Regions from separate parts of the Mus musculus genome. Here region 2 is linked to region 1. The links are chromatin loops, found by intact Hi-C in ENCODE. Cell type or tissue: heart. All regions are shown on one strand. Each heading gives the region's core, and the rest is flanking DNA. Links, peaks and the distances in the headings are about the cores only.

Evidence for each region. A loop is a pair of places that touch in the nucleus more often than their neighbours do. Peaks named below come from ENCODE experiments on the same cell type or tissue, not always from the same donor. Only the 100,000 strongest peaks of a DNase experiment are listed, where the experiment ranks them.
Region 2: a loop joins it to region 1, with 2.9 times the contacts of the local background. A loop is called at or near these places in 14 of 42 quality-filtered maps.

Annotation. Positions count from the first base shown.
Region 1 is chr4:150,214,890-150,223,240 of GRCm38, forward strand. No RefSeq gene overlaps it. Among named protein-coding and RNA genes, the nearest start is that of Car6, 18 kb to the left of the region's middle. In heart, for the core only: CTCF peaks have their summits at 3,237 (motif pointing right) and 4,823 (motif pointing left); no DNase peak of the experiment used is centred there; H3K4me3 peaks cover 603 bases; H3K27ac peaks cover 791 bases; H3K27me3 peaks cover 521 bases.
Region 2 is chr4:150,133,346-150,141,696 of GRCm38, forward strand. It overlaps Slc2a5 (solute carrier family 2 (facilitated glucose transporter), member 5), which reads left to right. Exons shown (of 14, transcript NM_019741.3): 7 at 2,199-2,351; 8 at 6,076-6,201; 9 at 6,286-6,473; 10 at 6,585-6,695; 11 at 7,414-7,515. Among named protein-coding and RNA genes, the nearest start is that of Slc2a7, 11 kb to the right of the region's middle. In heart, for the core only: a CTCF peak has its summit at 3,563 (motif pointing right); DNase peaks (open chromatin) are centred at 3,556 and 4,896; H3K4me3 peaks cover 788 bases; H3K27ac peaks cover 827 bases; H3K27me3 peaks cover 1,660 bases.

The DNA.
Region 1 (8,351 bases), core at 138-8,137:
CTCCCTGTCACTGGGATTAAAGGTGTGAGCCACTACTGCCCAGCTTTCTTTTATGTTTTTAGGATTTATTTATTATTATTTTATTTGTATGTCTGTGTGAATGTCTGCTACGGGGTACAGATGCCTAAGGAGGCCAGGAGAGTGTGTTGGATTCCTCGGAGCTGGAGTCACAGCTTGTCACAGAGTGTCCCAACATGGATGCTGGCAAGGGTCTTCTGCAAGAGCAAATGCTTTTAACCACCTCGCCATCTTACCAGCTCTTGTCTTATCTTTCTTTCTTTCTCTCTTTCTTTCACTTATTTATTTTTATTTTATGTGCATTGGTGTTTTGCTTGCATGTATGTCTGGGTGAGGGTGTCAAATCCCCTGGAACTGGAGGTACACACAGTTGTGAGCTATCATGTGGGTGCTGGGAATTGAACCTGGGTCCTCTGGAAGAGCAGCCAGTACTCTTAACCATTGAGACATCTCTCCAGCCCCTTGTTTTATGGTTTTTTTTTTTAAGGCAGGATATAATAAAAAAGTATGCATTTCATATTACCCTTTATTCAATCTTATTCAATATATTGTATTGAGCTGGCCTCACACTCACTGTTGTAGAATATGCTGTCCCAGCATAAATAACAGACACTGCCATGTTCTGTGACTACAAAATGTGACACAGTCAAGACTGGACCTGCTGGGCACTGGAGAGATGGCTCAGTGCTTCAGAGCAGCACCTGCTGTTATTGCTGAGAACCTAGGTTTGGTTCCCAGAACCCATATGGTAGCTCACAAACATCTGGATCTCCACCCATTTCCTGGGGATCCAACACCCACTTCTGGCCTCCACAGGCATTACACAAACACACACACACAGTCCAATATATACATTCAGGCAAAATGCTCATACACATAAGTAAATCATATATATATATATATATATATATATCCTGTTAACATTCCTTCATGGAAGAATAGGTGGGGGTCTTAGATCTCCATCTGAGAGTCCAACCACTCTATCCTCTATACATCCCCTGCCCTCATGCAGCTGTGTGTAACTCTGTCTACCTGACCTGGCCACGTGATGTCAGGAGTTGATGTAGGGTGAACTGAAGGGAGGCTCCATCTCTGCAGCTACAGGAGCATTTTCCTCCAGGCTGGGGTGAGACCATCCAGTGATGGGGCTGTTTCAGACGTCATTCACACTCCTCCAAGCAACCGCTCCCCCACGCCCTGTGAGTCAGCCCAATGCCTCATTGGTTCACAAAGTTGAACTTCTGAGAAATTCTTTGGTTTGTCAATATCCTATCTGGGGGAGGAGTGGACATTTGTTTGACCCTCACTTGGCACATGGCCAGGATCCCTTTAGAACCCCCACTTTTCTGCTTCTATCTCCTGAGTGCCAGAATTATACCTGACTTCTGTGGCGCTGCGGACCAAACACCAGGCCTCACTGCATGGTAAGCAAACAGTCCACCAACTCAATTACACCCCAACTCTTGCTTTCTTTGTGGTTTGTGATAGAGAGTCTCACTCCGTAGCCCAGGCTGACCTCAATCTCTCTGTTTTTCTTATTTGAACAGTTCCTTTCATGCGTGTGCGTCTGACTGGTCAGCTTGTGGAAATGAATGCAGAGATGAGGGAGATGAAGGAGCCCATTCAGAGGAATTAATTTGCTTGAAGATTCCTGTTGACATTTGCTTAGCCTGAACGGCAGCATGGCGAGCAGAGCGGCTTGTCCCAAATCTTTGGAATGACCTCTGTCATAGCATTATGCTTGAAAAAAATCACCTCTAGCCTAAAATGAAACTGGACGGCCATTGTGAGTTAATTAAGCTGAAGAGGCCCTCCAAATGAGGCCTGTTCAGACCTTCCAGGTCACTAAGTGTTCATGTTTTCTTTTCTTTGAAAGGAAAATGTAATGAGGGGAAATATTGGGAGCAGTGTACAGTAAAGTATCCCCGATTTGGCATCTGACAGAGAATGGGGGCCACTTGTAGTAAACGAAAATTCCAGAAAATTTGAACTGACCCCAGGAAGCTCCCATTAGAAATACATTAAAAGTTTCAGACGAAGCTCCTCATCTCACACACACACACACACACACACACACACACAGAGAGAGAGAGAGAGAGAGAGAGAGAGAGAGAGAGAGAGAGAGAGAAAGACAGGGTCTCATTATGGAGCCCTGACTATCCTGGAACTCACTCTGTAGACTAGGCTGGCCTTGAACTCATAGTGATCCTCCTGCCTCTGACTCCAGAGTGCTGAGTGTTAAAACCACCATGCCTGGTTTCAGAAAAAAAGGCTTCCTAAAACAGCGTGTTGTGGTTCTCTGCCCTTCCTGTCTCCTCTGTGTGCCTGTGTGTGTGTGTGTGTGTGTGTGTGTGTGTGTGTGTGTGTGTGTTCATGAATACTCTCACATACCCACATTTGTAGGCCAGAGGTCAATGTTGGGTGTCTTCCTCAATTCCTCTCCTCCTTAGATTTTGGACAATTTCTCAGTGAACCTAGGGCGAGCCTAGTCTGGCTGGCCAGAAAGGCCCAGGCATCCTCTTATCTCTGCACGCTCAGCCCTAGGGTTACAGAGTCATTGAGGTTTTTTACCTCGGAGCTGAGGCTCCCGTCTACTAACAGGCCATCCCCAGTCCCCCAGCCTTCTAAACAGAGAAACACAATAAGGAAGGCTATCTGCTGTGCACCACATGAGCCCCACTGCAGTTCTGAGAGCTTGAGGAGAGGGTGGCACACCCCGCAGTGCCTCCCAAAACTGCCAGTGTCACTTCCATTGAGTCAGTCCACTTCCCAGAAGCAGCCAGCTGCCCCAAATCAGGAATGCAGGACCACTCTGGGGTGATTACAGCCCCTATTCGAGACTAGATGAAAACCTGCTGCTGATAGCCTCATGCCAAAAGCAGGTGGCTTTTTAATTATCACCTGGAGGGCTGAGAATAGTTTCCCAGTGATGGAGTGGGAAGTGTTCAAGACTGAGGGGCCAGCCAGGTGGGGGTGGCACACGCCTTTAATCCCAGCACTCGGGAGGCAGAGGCAGGTGGATTTCTGAGTTCGAGGCCAGCCTGGTCTACAGAGTGAGTTCCAGGACAGCCAGGGCTACACAGAGAAACCCTGTCTCAGGAGAAAAAAAAAAAAAAAAGGCATGCACCACCACATCTGTCTTTTACTTACTTACTTAAAGACTTATTTATTTATTATGTATAATGCAGTCTTCTGCATGTATGCCTGAAGACCAGAAGAGGGCACCAGATCTCCTTACAGATGCTTGTGAGCCACCATGTGGATGCTGGGAATTGAATTCAGGACCTCTAGAAGATCACTCAGTGCTCTTAACCTCTTAATCTCTCTACAGCCCTAATTTTATTTTATTTTTTTTAAGACAGGATTTCATGTGTCCCTGGCTGGTCTTGAACTCACAGAGATGCACCTGACTCTGTTTACCCAGTTCTAGGATTAAAGGCTTGGACCACTAAGCCCAGCCAACAACTTTCATTTTTGAAATGAAATGTAGGCACGTGTTGGCGTACACCTATGGTACCAGTGACCCAGGAGGTATGATCGAGCCCAACCTGGGTAACCCAGGGAAATTCTCTTCTCAATAAAAAGCAAGTCAGATGTGGTGCATACTGGAGGCAGAGCCAGAGGATCAGAGGATTTTGAGTTCAAGGCCAGCCTGGTCTACGTAACAGAGCTCTGGGTTGGGTTTGTTTTCATTTGGGGTTGGAGATTTTGTCTTTTTGGGTTTTTGGGGGGGTTTTTTGTTTGTTTGTTTTTTGTTATTGTTGTTGTTGTTTTTCGAGTCAGGGTTTCTCTGTGTAGCCCTGGCTGTCCTAGAACTCACTCTGTAGACCAGGATGGCCTCAAACTCAGAAATTCGCCTGCCTCTGCCTCCCAAGTGCTGGGATTAAAGGCGTGTGCCACCACTGCCTAACTGAGTTTGTCTTTTAAAAAAGATTGTCTTTTAGTTTTATGAGTATGGATATTTTGCCTGCATATATATAATATGCATATGTGTGTGTGTGTGTGTGTGTGTGTGTGTGCACCATGCCATGTGAATGCCGGGTGCCATGGGTCCCCATGTAACCAAAGTTACAGACAGTTGTGAACCTCCATGTGGGCGTTGGTACTCAAGCCCAGGTCCTGCTCCCAAGCACTGAGCCATTTCTCTGTCACCTGATTTTGCCTTCTGAGGCAGGGCCTCATGTACCTCGGGCTGGCCTCAGATTCCCTGTGTAGCCAAAGGTGAGTGTGAACTTCTCATCGTCCCACCTCAACGTCTTCACATCGATTACAATACCAAGCCTGGTGGAGGTGGTTCTGGGATCAAACCCAAGGCTTCCTGCATGCCAGTGAAGCACTCTCCTAACTGAGCTACACTCCCAAGCCCAAGACTGTTGTTTAAGAAAGAAAAGAGAGGAAGGAAGGAAGAAGGAAGGAAGGAAGGAAGGAAGGAAGGGCAAGCCGAGCCGGGTGCTACATTCTTATAATTCCAGCACTTTGGAGGTTGAAGCAGGAGAATCAGGAATTCAATCCTTGGCTAAACATTGTCTTTATATATTTAATTGATATTTAAAAGGTTCCCAAGAAGGCCTGGGGAGGTACGTAGCTCATTAGCAGAGCACTTGCTGAGCGTGTGTGGGAAGGCCTTGGGTTCCATGTAGAGCATGAAAATATTTTTTTTCTCTTTTAATTTTGAGAGGGCTGGAGAGATGGCTTAGCCGTTAAGAGCACTTGCTATTCTTCCAGAAAATCAGAGTTCAATTCTTAGCAGTCATATGGTGGCTCTCAAGTGTCTATAACTCCCATTTTAAAGGGATCTGATGCCCTCTGCTGGCCACTGCAGGCACCAGGCATACAAACAAACAAAAAATACACACACCAAGCAAAATAAAATAAATACCCATACACACCAAGCAAAATAAAATAAATACCCATACACACCAAGCAAAATAAAATAAAAATTATTTTAAGTTTGTTTTGTTTTGTTTGAAACAGGCTCTTTCTACGTGAAATCTGGAGTATGGCCTCCAACTATGAGACCCGCCTGCCTCCCTCTGCCTCCCTGCCCCCCAACTGCTGGGATTTAAAGACCTGAATGACCACACCCAACAAGATTTATTTTATTTTTAGCAATGTGTGTGTATATGGGTCTTGTGTAGGCATATGCACCGGTGTACGGGTGCCCTCAGGGCCCAGTAGATGGTACTGGATCTCCACGAGCTGGAGTCCCGGTGGTTGTGAGACACAAAGCATGAGTCCTAGCAACTGAACTTGGGTCTTCTGAAAGAGCAGCATGTACTCCTAACCACTGAGCCATCTCTTAAGCCTCTAAAGACACTTTCTCTTTCAATTTTTTAAATATTAATTTATTTTATGTTTATGGGTGTTTTGCCTGCACGTATGTCTTTGCCCCACCTGAATTTAGTAGCCACAGAGTCCAGAAGAGGGTGTCACGTTCCCTGGAACTTAGATTTACAGTCATGATCTGCCAGTGTTCTCAACCACTGAGACACCCCAAAAGAAAAGGTATTTCAGACCCATCTTACAGATGAACAAAATGAGGCTCAGAGGTATTGACCTCCTCAAGCAAGTCAGAAGTAGCAACGCTACAGGCAGGTAAAGCAGGCTCCCCAAGCTCTCCTGCTTGGAGATGCCCCTCCTCGATATCCTGAATGCTCACAGCTGTCCTCTCCCTGGAAGCTGCCTAACTGATACTTACTGATGCCTGGATGTGCAGATTCAGCCTCCTGCCTCAGTTTCTCCTTCAGCCCAGCCTTGCCTTCACCACTGACTTGAGTGTCTTTCCTAAGGGACAGTCTGTTCACAGGATCCAGGACAGCCAACTCGCTTGCCTATAAACTCCTCCCTCCACTAGCAGGGAGTGGCTCCAGGGGGAGGAGCATTCTCCAGCGGGACCTGGGCAGGCGCTTCCCGCGTGTACAGCACTCTCATACCACATGTTTGCCAAATGCTGAGTGACCTCTGCCCTGCTGACCACACAGCCTTTAGAAGCTCAGACGTCACTACCTGGGAAAGCGCAGTGGTGAGTGAGCTGCCTACCTTTTGATAAAAACGCGCGCTTGCATGCGCACACATACATACAGTCGCGCACGCACGCACAGAGCAATCAGTAAGAATAACGTCTCCATGACATTTGAGGAGCTCCAAAGTTACAGATCGTTAGTTTTCGGTTGTTTCCTTCATCAGAGTCTCCCTATTTATCTCAGAACGGCCTCAAAAGCACCATCCTCCTGCCTCACTGTTGTTGGAGTTACAAGTCTGCAACACCAAGGCCCTCTGAGAAGGTCAAGGGTCTTCCAGAAAATTTCATCACACAAGGACTTTGGAACACTTTCAGTCTGCCCAGCCTCAGCAACTGAGTCTTTCTGGGAACCAAGTCTTCCTCAGGCTCCCTCCCAGTGCCTAGCTGTCCCGGATCCACTCGGGTCCCCTGTGCAGCCACTGTCAGCCACCCAGAGCGTGAGCTTGCCTTGAGTTGCCGTGGAGGCTGATTACAGAGGTACCCCAGGGTGTATTGCTGCCTACCTGGCAGCCTGAGGCGTTATTAGCTGAACACTCACTTACTAAGCTTGAACCTTACCCTGCACAGCCTGTGGCCGCCTGACCTCTGGCTCCCAGATCCTTCTGGGCAAACACCTCACAGCCCTTTCTGCCTAGTCAAGGACCTTTGGGGAATATGTCCTAGCTAGTGTTTAACAATCCCTGGGGAGACAAGACAGAAAGAGGCTGAAGATGGTGGCCCACGGGGGGGAGGGAAAGTGGATTTGGGGCATCTCCAGAGTCAGGGTCTTTTCTGCATACCCAGGGAACAAATCCTACCTCGTGACAAATTATTTTCAATAAACAAGGGTCCTCCCCAACTCCCCTTGGCTTGCAACTCCGGATCCTGAGGATCAGAGGGAGCAAGGAGGAAACCTTGGTTGGACCTCACCACTGGCTTCTCCAAGCGCCATTCTGATCTTTCTCTCCCCAAAGTTCCCAGCTCAAAGCTGCCCCAGGAGGCAAATCTTCCCTCACATGTCTCCCACACACTATTTATTTATTTATTTATTTATTTATTTGACTTTTAGAGACAGGATGTTCTGTGTAACATAGCCCTGGCTGTGCTGGACTCGCTTTGTAGACCAGGCTGGCCTTGAACTCACAAAGATCCACCTGCCTCTGTCTCCCGAGTGCTAGGATTAAAGGAGTGCACCATCGTTTATTTTTAATAAAAGGATTTATTCACCAAATGCATTTTACTTATATGGATGGTGCCTAATGCCTGCAGAATCCAGAAGACGTCATCAGACCCCACCCCTGGCAATGGAGCTATCGAAAGTTGTGAGCTGTCATGTACCAGATAGCTATCTCTCCAGGCCTTATTCCCAGTTTATTATATCTGACCCTGATTCTGGCCACAGGCAAAACTGTGTAGATGTCAAAAATTACATAGTACAGAGCTGGTATGTAGCTACCTGCTGTCAATAGTCACAAAGGCCATGCAGATGCTTGTAAGACACCCTGTGGGTTCTGGGTGCTGATCCTAGTCCTCTACAGGAGTGACCATGGAAATCTTTCCAGCCCGGATTTATTTTACTTTTAGTTACATATATGTGTGTGTGTGCTCTAGTTACATATATATGTGTGTGTGAGGGGGGGTGCTCTGTGTGTGGGGATGTGTGTGCTGTGTGTGGACAGGTGCCCATAAAAATCTCTCTGGACCTGGAGTTACAAGCAGTTGTGAGCTGCCCAGTGTGGGTGCTGAGAACCAAACTTGGATTCTCTGTAAGATCAGTGAACACCACTGAGCCATTTCTCCAGTGTGCACTATTTTTTTTAAAGATTTATTGATTTTATTTATGAGTACATTGCAGCTGTCTTCAGACACACCAGAAGAGGGCATCAGATCCCATTACAGATGGCTGTGAGCCACCATGTGGTTGCTGGGAATTGAACTCAGGACCTCTGGAAGAGCAGCCAGTGCTCTTAACCTCTGAGCCATCTCTCCAATCCTCCAGTGTGCACTATAAACCACTGAGTCATTTCTCCAGCCCTGAAAACTTTTTATTTTGTTTTTTTTTTAATTTGGTTGGTCTATGCAATTGCAATGGACTATTACATATCAAACACTTCTACAGATTTATTTTCAGTTCCAGAAGTCAAATCCATGGTAGGTAAAAGCTCTTCCACTAAAGCTCGCCTCACTCTCATGAACAGACTATATTGAGATTTGGGGAGCTGGTTAGAACTGTCTCAATTTTCTTTGAATAAAAAATAAATTTGACTGACCTGTCTGCTCTGCCTGTGGTCTGTGAACTTTTCACGCAGACAAGTGTCTTCCAATTTTGAGC
Region 2 (8,351 bases), core at 141-8,140, 82 kb before region 1:
CAGGCGGACCTCAAGTTTGAGGCTAACATGGGCTACATAACAAGACCCCTCCCCCCGAAAATATCCAAAGTAGAGATTGATTCTAGACACGTAAATGTACTTAATCCAGACACGCTTACCAGGATTTTGTACTTGTTCTCATTTTTGTCGTTGCTGTTATTTTTTTTTTACATTTACTTATTGAGTGTGTTTGTGTACGTGAGGGGCACACACCTGCCACAGCTTGTTTCGGAGGTCAGAGGATAACTGGCAGGAGTCAGCTCTCTCCTCCCACAGTGTGGGTCCCCGGGAGGGGGGCGGGATGAAAGTCAGGTTGTTGGGTTTTGTATTAAGAGCCTTTACACGTGGACCCTCTTTCTTTCCTGGCTCTCTCTCTCTCTCTCTCTCTCTCTCTCTCTCTCTCTCTCACTCTCTCTCTGTCTCCTTGTCTCTTTCTGTCTCTCTCTCTGTCTCTCTGTCTCTCTCTCTGTCCCTCTGTCTCTGTCTCTCTCTCAGCTAAACCACAAGCGTCCTTTTGTACTGGGGATGGAACCCAAAGCCCTGTGCACACTAGACACGCACTCTTCTCACCTCCCAGTGCCCCACCTATACTTTTTTTATATTTATTTTATTATTGAACTGGGGGAGGGGGCAGTTTGGGGGAGGTGTGTGCAGATGAGTGCAGGTGCCTGCAGAGAAGAGAAAGGCGGATGCAGTGGCTGGAGTTACAGGTGTTATGCACCTCCTGATGAGGGCGCTGGCAACGGAACTCCGGACCTCTGCAAGGGCAGCCAGTTCTCTTAACTGCTGAGCCACCTCTCTGGCCCTTGCATTTTTGTTTCTCGGGTTTTTTTTATATTTAGTTGTTTATCTCGTGGGGTGAAGCAATGTGCATCCCCCTCTTCTTCCGCCATGTGCATCCTGCAAACTGAACCCAGATCATGAGAGCTGGCAGCTGGTGCCTTTACCCACTGAGCCATCCCACCAGCCCCCAGTTTGTCTATTCCTAAAAGAGTCATATTTTGACATGATGGGAAATTTTACAAGATTACATAGCGGGCCGGGGGGGGGGGCGCTGGAGAGATGGCTCAGTTCAGTTTCTAGTACCCAGGTCGGGCAGCTCACAACCACCTGCCTATAAAATTCAGCTCCCAGGGAATCTGACATGTCTGTAAACACACCCACAAAACACACATGCCAAATCACATCACTAAAACAATAAATCTTTTTAAAACAGATTAAATAGTGGAGTTCAGAGTAGCCTCAGCATACATAAATCCCAGCAATGCATATATACAATATATATTAAAATTTGATATTTTTTACATTTTAAGCTTTTCTTCTGAGTTAATTGCCAATCAAAGCTTTTCTAAGACAGGGCACCCCTTTGTACCCTAGGCTGGCCTGGGTCTAACCTTCTGCCTGCTATGTGTGTTAGCTGCCTAAGGCAGGAGTTTATTGCCATGTGCTGTCCCCAGAAAGTAAGCCAGTGGGCAGGGCTATTGTGCCTTTCCATGACTGATTCTTTTCTCTCTGAGGGGAAGGAGAGGGGCGTGTCTAATCCTCTTCCCTCTATGACCTGGGCCAGTCAGGAGCAAGGATGTAGGGTCTGGCTGGGCTGCATCCCCAGGTAACACAGTCAAGAAGCGAATACTCCTGTCAGGAGCTTCGCCCATGTGATTTCTTTCCTTGATGTTTAAGGAACTAAGAAATAGAAGAGGTACTTACAAGGGCCGTTCATTCATTCATTCATTCATTCATTCATTCATTCATTCACTGTGTTACAGGAGGGTGTGTGTGAGAGGCAGGGTGAACAGGTGTGCACTTGTATGTGGAGGCCAGAGGTCCACCTCTCGGGGGTGCTTTTAGGAGCTCTCCCACAGTACTTACCAACGGAATTATCCCCATTTTAAGGGCTTGGTGGGGAGCAGGCTAGATAGTTCACCTGGCAAGGTACATTGAGTCTTCGAAGACACAGTTGGTTTCTACCAGACATTTTCTGTGTTCTTTATTTTATTTTATTTTATTTTAAAGATTTATTTATTATGCATACAGTATCCTGTCTGCATGTATGCCTGCACACCAGAAGAGGGCACCAGATCTCACTATAGATTGTTGTGAGTCACCTCGGGCCCTCTGGAAGAGCAACCAGTGCTTTTAACCTCTGAGTCAGCCCTCCAGCCTTCCTGGTTGTATTCTTACTGTGACTCTCCTTCCAGGTATCTCTTCCAACGTGGTCCCTATGTACTTAGGGGAGCTGGCCCCGAAAAACCTACGAGGGGCTCTGGGAGTGGTCCCGCAACTCTTCATCACTGTCGGCATCCTTGTGGCCCAGCTGTTTGGCCTTCGGAGTCTCTTGGCAAATGAGGATGGTGAGAAGAGGCCCCAGCCCCCAGCCCCCTCTCCCCAAAGCTGCTACCTAGCACCATTACTGGAAGCTTCTGCCCTCTGACTTCCCTGTTATGTCCAGTGGAGACTGTCCTTTGTCCACTCGGCTGTTCTGGAGCTAGCCACACGGGTTTTGCCTGAACAAGCATGCGGTGACAGCTCCTTCTAGAAGACAGCAAGGCTTCTCAACTTAACAGGAAGGGTCTGTTTCCCCTGAGCTGCTAAGTGACTGTCCGCACTCTCAGACGTGGCATCATTGCCTCCTCTTTCTCAGTCTCAGGACACTTTACCCCACCCCACCACCCCACCCCCACCTCCACCCCCGTGTTGAGATAAGGTCTCATTTAAGCCAGGCTGGCCTCAAACTCATGTGGTAGTCAGAGTGTCCTTGAACAGATGATCCTCCTGCCGCCACCAACAAGCCCTGAGATTACAGGCAGGCAAGACCGCCGATGTTTTATGCAGTGCTGGAGATCTGTGCAGATGCTAGGCAAACCCTCTCCCAACTGGGCCCAGCCCTGCCCCCATCACTTCTCTTTTATTTCCTTCCTCCCTGTCTTTCTTTTTGAGCCTTAAGCCTCTGGAAGGGAGGCCGGCTGCAATGCTCATGCCTGCCGTGGCCTGGGCGCCATGTCTTCTGTAATAGCGCATCTGTTTCTCTCAGCGGCCTCAGGAGGTCATGTACTTTAAACATACCCACTTTACAGATACAGAACCCGAAACTCAGCAGATTGAAACATGTGCAAAGTCCTGTTAAGATTCAGACCCTGTAGCCTGAGCCTGGCTGGCTCTGTGTCGAGTTGCCATGCTCCCCTGTCTTCTTGTCCCTACACGTGTCCAGGACCCCTCCATCAAGGTGCTACATTATCCCTAGGAGCTGGGACCTAAAATCAATGGACTGGGGTTGAGTCTCAGGGAGCCCCAGGCAACAGGAGCAGACTCTCTGCTACATCGCCCTGTGCAGGAGGGCAGGAGCGGTTCTGTCCTGAAGAGAACATTCTAGGCCTGGGCAGAGGAGACAAAAATGTCGAAATCCTTTGAGCCTTTAGGGAACTGAAAGGGATGGCAATGTTAGACCTCCACCCTTGTCTGTGACTTTCCTGCAGTGCAAGGCTGCAGTTTAACCGTGCCCATTTTAGAGCCCTCAGTGTGAGCCCTGGCTTAGGACAGCTGCTCCGCTATAACAGAGCTGGCCAGCAGGTGGCGCAGTGAGAGGAGGCGCAAGAAGAAGGCACCCGCGATTAAGGCTGCACAGTGGTCAGGGTTGAGAAGTGGGATCTGAGTTAGTGTCTGGTGACCATTGGTGCCTTGGTGAGGAGAGCTACAGTGTAGGGGGCTAGACGGAGGGGCCCAGGGGCTGGTGACCGTGACTCGAATGGGAGACAGCAGTACTTGTCACAGACAGGGCACGGGAGATAGGCACAGGGTCCCACGATGATCTAGGGCCCAGTTCTGATCAAGGGGCAGCAGGAGGTGGAAGGACATTGCTCCAGCCTAGAAAGTGGTGGTTCATCCAGGAGCCAAACTTGACGTTGGGTGATACTCATATTCTAGGTGAAATTAGGTCATTTTTTTTTTGGCCAGGAGGAGTGGATTATGAGATGGAGTGAAAGTTCAGAGGTTCACGTGTATCTCGAGGAAGATTCCAGCTAAATGAGGGTATCCCTGGCCTGTCTCTTTTTTACTGAATCAACTACAAAAGACCAGGGAAGTTGGACATAGTGGTGCATGGCTGTAATCCTGGGGCTCAGAAGGTAAAGGAAAGAGACTGAGGGACGTAGAGTCAGCCTGAGACACACAGTAGGTCTGAGGCCAGCCTGAGTTACATTCTATTTTCTTAAAAAAAAAAAAAAAAAAAAAAAAAAGCCAAGATGGTTCAGTATGTTGTTGCCAAATCGGATGATCTGAGGACCCACACGGTAGAGAGGAAAGTGATGTCACAAGTTGTCTCTGCTCGGTGCATGATCTCTGTGGTACTCCTTTCCCTCCCCATCCCCCTCCCCCTCCCCCTCACCCCTCCCCCCTCCCCATCTCCTTCCCTCTCTCTTTCTTCCTCTCTTTCTCTTTCTCCCTCCCTCCCTTTCTCTCTCCCCTCCCTCCTCTCTCTTTTCTTTCTCCCTCTTTTACACACACATATATCATAAAATAAATAGGTAAATTAATACAAATGTAAAAACTCAAAACCCGAACTGCATGTACTCTGGCCATCATGGTGTACGTACATCAGAAATCCCAGCCCTCAGGAGACCGAGACAGGAAGACCAAGCTCTGGGCCAGCCTGGACTACATGAGACCTATATCTTATTCAACAGCTGTCAGGTGATTATAACCTCCTTAAATTGGATGGGCAAGGTCAACCATGTAATCACAAGCACGATTCAGCCTGTGTGCATACAGTTTTGCTCCCAAAGGACTAAATGCTCTCAGCAAGGGGCCCAGACTCTGCCTGTGTAAAATGGGGCTGGACTGGATCCACCCCCTAAGAGGGTGTGAGCTCCTTTGTGATTGGCTGGTTGGTGGCTGGCACACACACATGCCTATGACGTCACTGGCCCTGAGCACAGGAGAAAAGGCAAGAGAGCCAGAGATGACTCAAGCAGGGGGCAGAACTGCTCATTTGTCTTGGTAGGCACTTATTCCATTTTTTTATGCAAATGGGCGTTTTGCCTACATGTCTGTCTGTCTGTGCACCACGTGGATGCCTGGTGCCTGTCGAGTCCGGAAGAGGCCATGAAATTCCCTTAGAAGGTGGCCGTGAGCCACTGTCCGAGTGCTAGAAACTGCATCCAGATTCATAGCCGCTGCAAGAGCAGCAAATGCCCTTAGCCTCTGAGCCATCCACCCAGCTCGATCTATAGCTATTTTTATTGTGAACACATCACGCTTGATTCCCAGTAAACATGAAGAAAGACAAAGAAACCAGATGCTCCGAGACCACTCCCCAGGTCAAGAGAGAGCTGCATGTGAACCCCTCAGCAGCCCCTCCCTTCCCCGAGGGCAATCCCTGTGCTGACCTGAACCCCCGTCATCGTCTTGCTTTGGGTTCAGGCTCATCACCATTGGAGATGGTAGGGTGGATTTTTCACCAGCTTTTGAAACTGATGTAAGGGCATTCACTAGATATTGAGTGTTTACACTCCATATCACGCTGGACAGATCTGTCCAAGCCATCGCTGATTGCCTCGGTATTCAGTTACATCCTAGGGTCACGGGATGACTACTGTGTCCTCTCTGTGGAATATAATGGACGTTTGCGTTACCGTTGCTCTTGTTTCTGAGTTTATCAGCACTGCTCGGACCACTCCAGTTTAGGTGTCCTTGTGACCCACACAAGCGTCTCTGGACATATATATACCTGGGGTGGGATGACAGGGTCGGTCTCAGCATGCTCCAGCCGGCTGGTCTCTAAAGGACAACGTGGGTCTGTATAATGGCACACGGAGACCTGCCATTTGCCCATGTCCGTGCCCACATTTGGCACTACCAGATGTTCTTGTTTGCCCAGCACCTCGGTGTGCCATGGTTAGTCATGCCTCAGCTACTGTGTAAATAGCCACCAGACGTCCACGGAAATAGTCACACTTAGTCCCCACAGAGCCCTCATTCCCCCCCTCCGGGCGATGGCTCAGAGTGCCTGCCACCGTTCAGAGTGGAGAAAAAGGTCTCTACTTCTTCCGTGCTTCTGTGACCTTAAGCCCTTGCTTGCAGGCTGGCCAGTTCTCCTGGGTCTAACTGGAGTCCCCGCAGGCCTTCAGCTCCTCCTCCTCCCGTTCTTTCCCGAGAGCCCCCGCTACCTGCTGATCCAGAAGAAAGATGAAGCAGCTGCTGAGAGAGGTGAGGTCTGTGGCGGTTCCCTCCTGACCCAGGGCCCCGGAGCTCTTCGCCTCTGAGCTCATGCCCTCTGCTCGTCTCGCTCAGCCCTCCAGACCCTCCGAGGCTGGAAAGACGTGCACCTAGAGATGGAGGAGATCCGGAAGGAGGATGAGGCTGAGAAGGCGGCGGGCTTCATCTCTGTGTGGAAGTTGTTCACTATGCAGTCTCTCCGTTGGCAACTCATCTCCATGATTGTCCTCATGGCTGGCCAGCAGCTGTCGGGAGTGAACGCGGTACGGGCATCCTGTGAGCTTGGGGTGCTGACGAAGAGGGGTTGGGGTGTGGTGGGCCACTGGCCATCCTATGCCCGAGGGCCTCTGCCAACCCCCATGCTTCTCTTCCAGATCTACTACTACGCCGATCAGATCTACCTCAGCGCAGGCGTGAAAAGCGACGACGTCCAGTATGTGACAGCCGGGACTGGGGCCGTCAATGTGTTCATGACCATCCTCACGGTGGGTGTCTGCCAGGCGACGGTCCCTTAAGCCACCAAGAGTGGAGGGATATCTGAGGAGTGTGAAAGCTCCCAGCTTGGACAGAGCTGGGCTTTTGGACTGCAACATGCCCCCTGGGCTCTGACGCCCCAGCCTCAAAGCTCTGCTGTAAGCATATCCCTGACTCTAGTGTGTGTGTGTGTGGGGGGGCAGCCATGGGCCCCTAACACGGAGCCCACAGTGTGCCCTAACCTCTTCTATCTGGGGCTGCTGAGCATGGCAGCGTGGCAGAAGTGCAGGGTCTCTGCACAGGCCCTGCCGGGAGCTCATGACTCGCTGTTTAGTGAGATTTGGCCCCTGGGCAGAGGAGCCAGTCAGGCCTCCATGTGGACAGAATCTCTCATTGACTCCAGTACCTGGCTTCTTTGCAGGAGGCCAGAAGCTTCGAACCACAGGACTGTGGCTCTTGATGTGAGGGCTCATTTAAGAGTGGGCAGCTGGGGCCTAGGAACCCAGCCAGACCTCCAGGGACCAGCCACTGACACATGCCTCTGTGTTTTCGCATACAATTATTTACACACCGGTGGCTGGGCACACACTCCTCCTGGCCTCTCCAAAGTTGGTTGAGGGCGAGTGAGGGCTATTCCTGAGACAGCAGCCTCTGGCGGGGGTACTCTGTCCCACAAGAACACTGGGCACGGGGTCTAGAAGCTCACAGTCTTCCTTCCCACACCTCCAGATCTTTGTGGTAGAGCTTTGGGGACGGCGATTCCTACTCCTCGTCGGCTTCTCCACCTGCCTCATAGCCTGCTTAGTGCTGACGGCCGCACTGGCGCTGCAGGTAAGGAGCGCTGTGCTGATGATCCATGTAAAGGGACCTCGGAGAAGGTGGCATCACATCAAGAAATGAGACGGGAGAGAGACCCTCTCGGGGTTCTTTAAACAAAGAGTGAGGCCACGTTGGAGTTCTCCTTATCTCACCTGTGCCCCCAACCTGTCTGCAGTTTATGGCCTGTGCTGTGTGTGTTTCTGATGCCTGTCTCTAACAAAGGGCTTTGTTCTGTGTTGATTGTCTTTATTGAAATACTATGAGATTGAGCTGGAATGAGGGATACTTTTTCTTTTTTTGAGACAGGGTCTCTCTATGTAGTCCTGGCTGCCCTGGAACTCACTATGTAGACCAGGCTGGCCTCAAACTATTTTTACAGAAAATTTTAACAGAGTTTTTTTTTTTTTAATTTATTTATTATTATATGTAAGCACACTGTAGCTGTCTTCAGATACACCAGAAGAGGGAGTCAGATCTTGTTACAGATGGTTGTGAGCCACCATGTGGTTGCTGGGATTTGAACTCTGGACCTTCGGAAGAGCTCTTACACACTGAGCCATCTCACCAGCCCAATTTAACAGAGTTTTACAAGGGAAGACGTTATATACTGACCCCAACTGGGCTAGAATAGCATCAAAAATCACACACAGGTGCTATCCACCTAAATCCACACGTTACTCCCAACACATGTAGGATATTTGTTGTTCAGGTTTGCTTTTAGCCTTTTGGCTATTTTCAGCAAATGATTACCACAACATACACACACATATACATACATGCGTGCGAGCATACATGCATGAACACACATGCACACATGTACAAATGCGAGGATAAAGCAGTGCATTAAG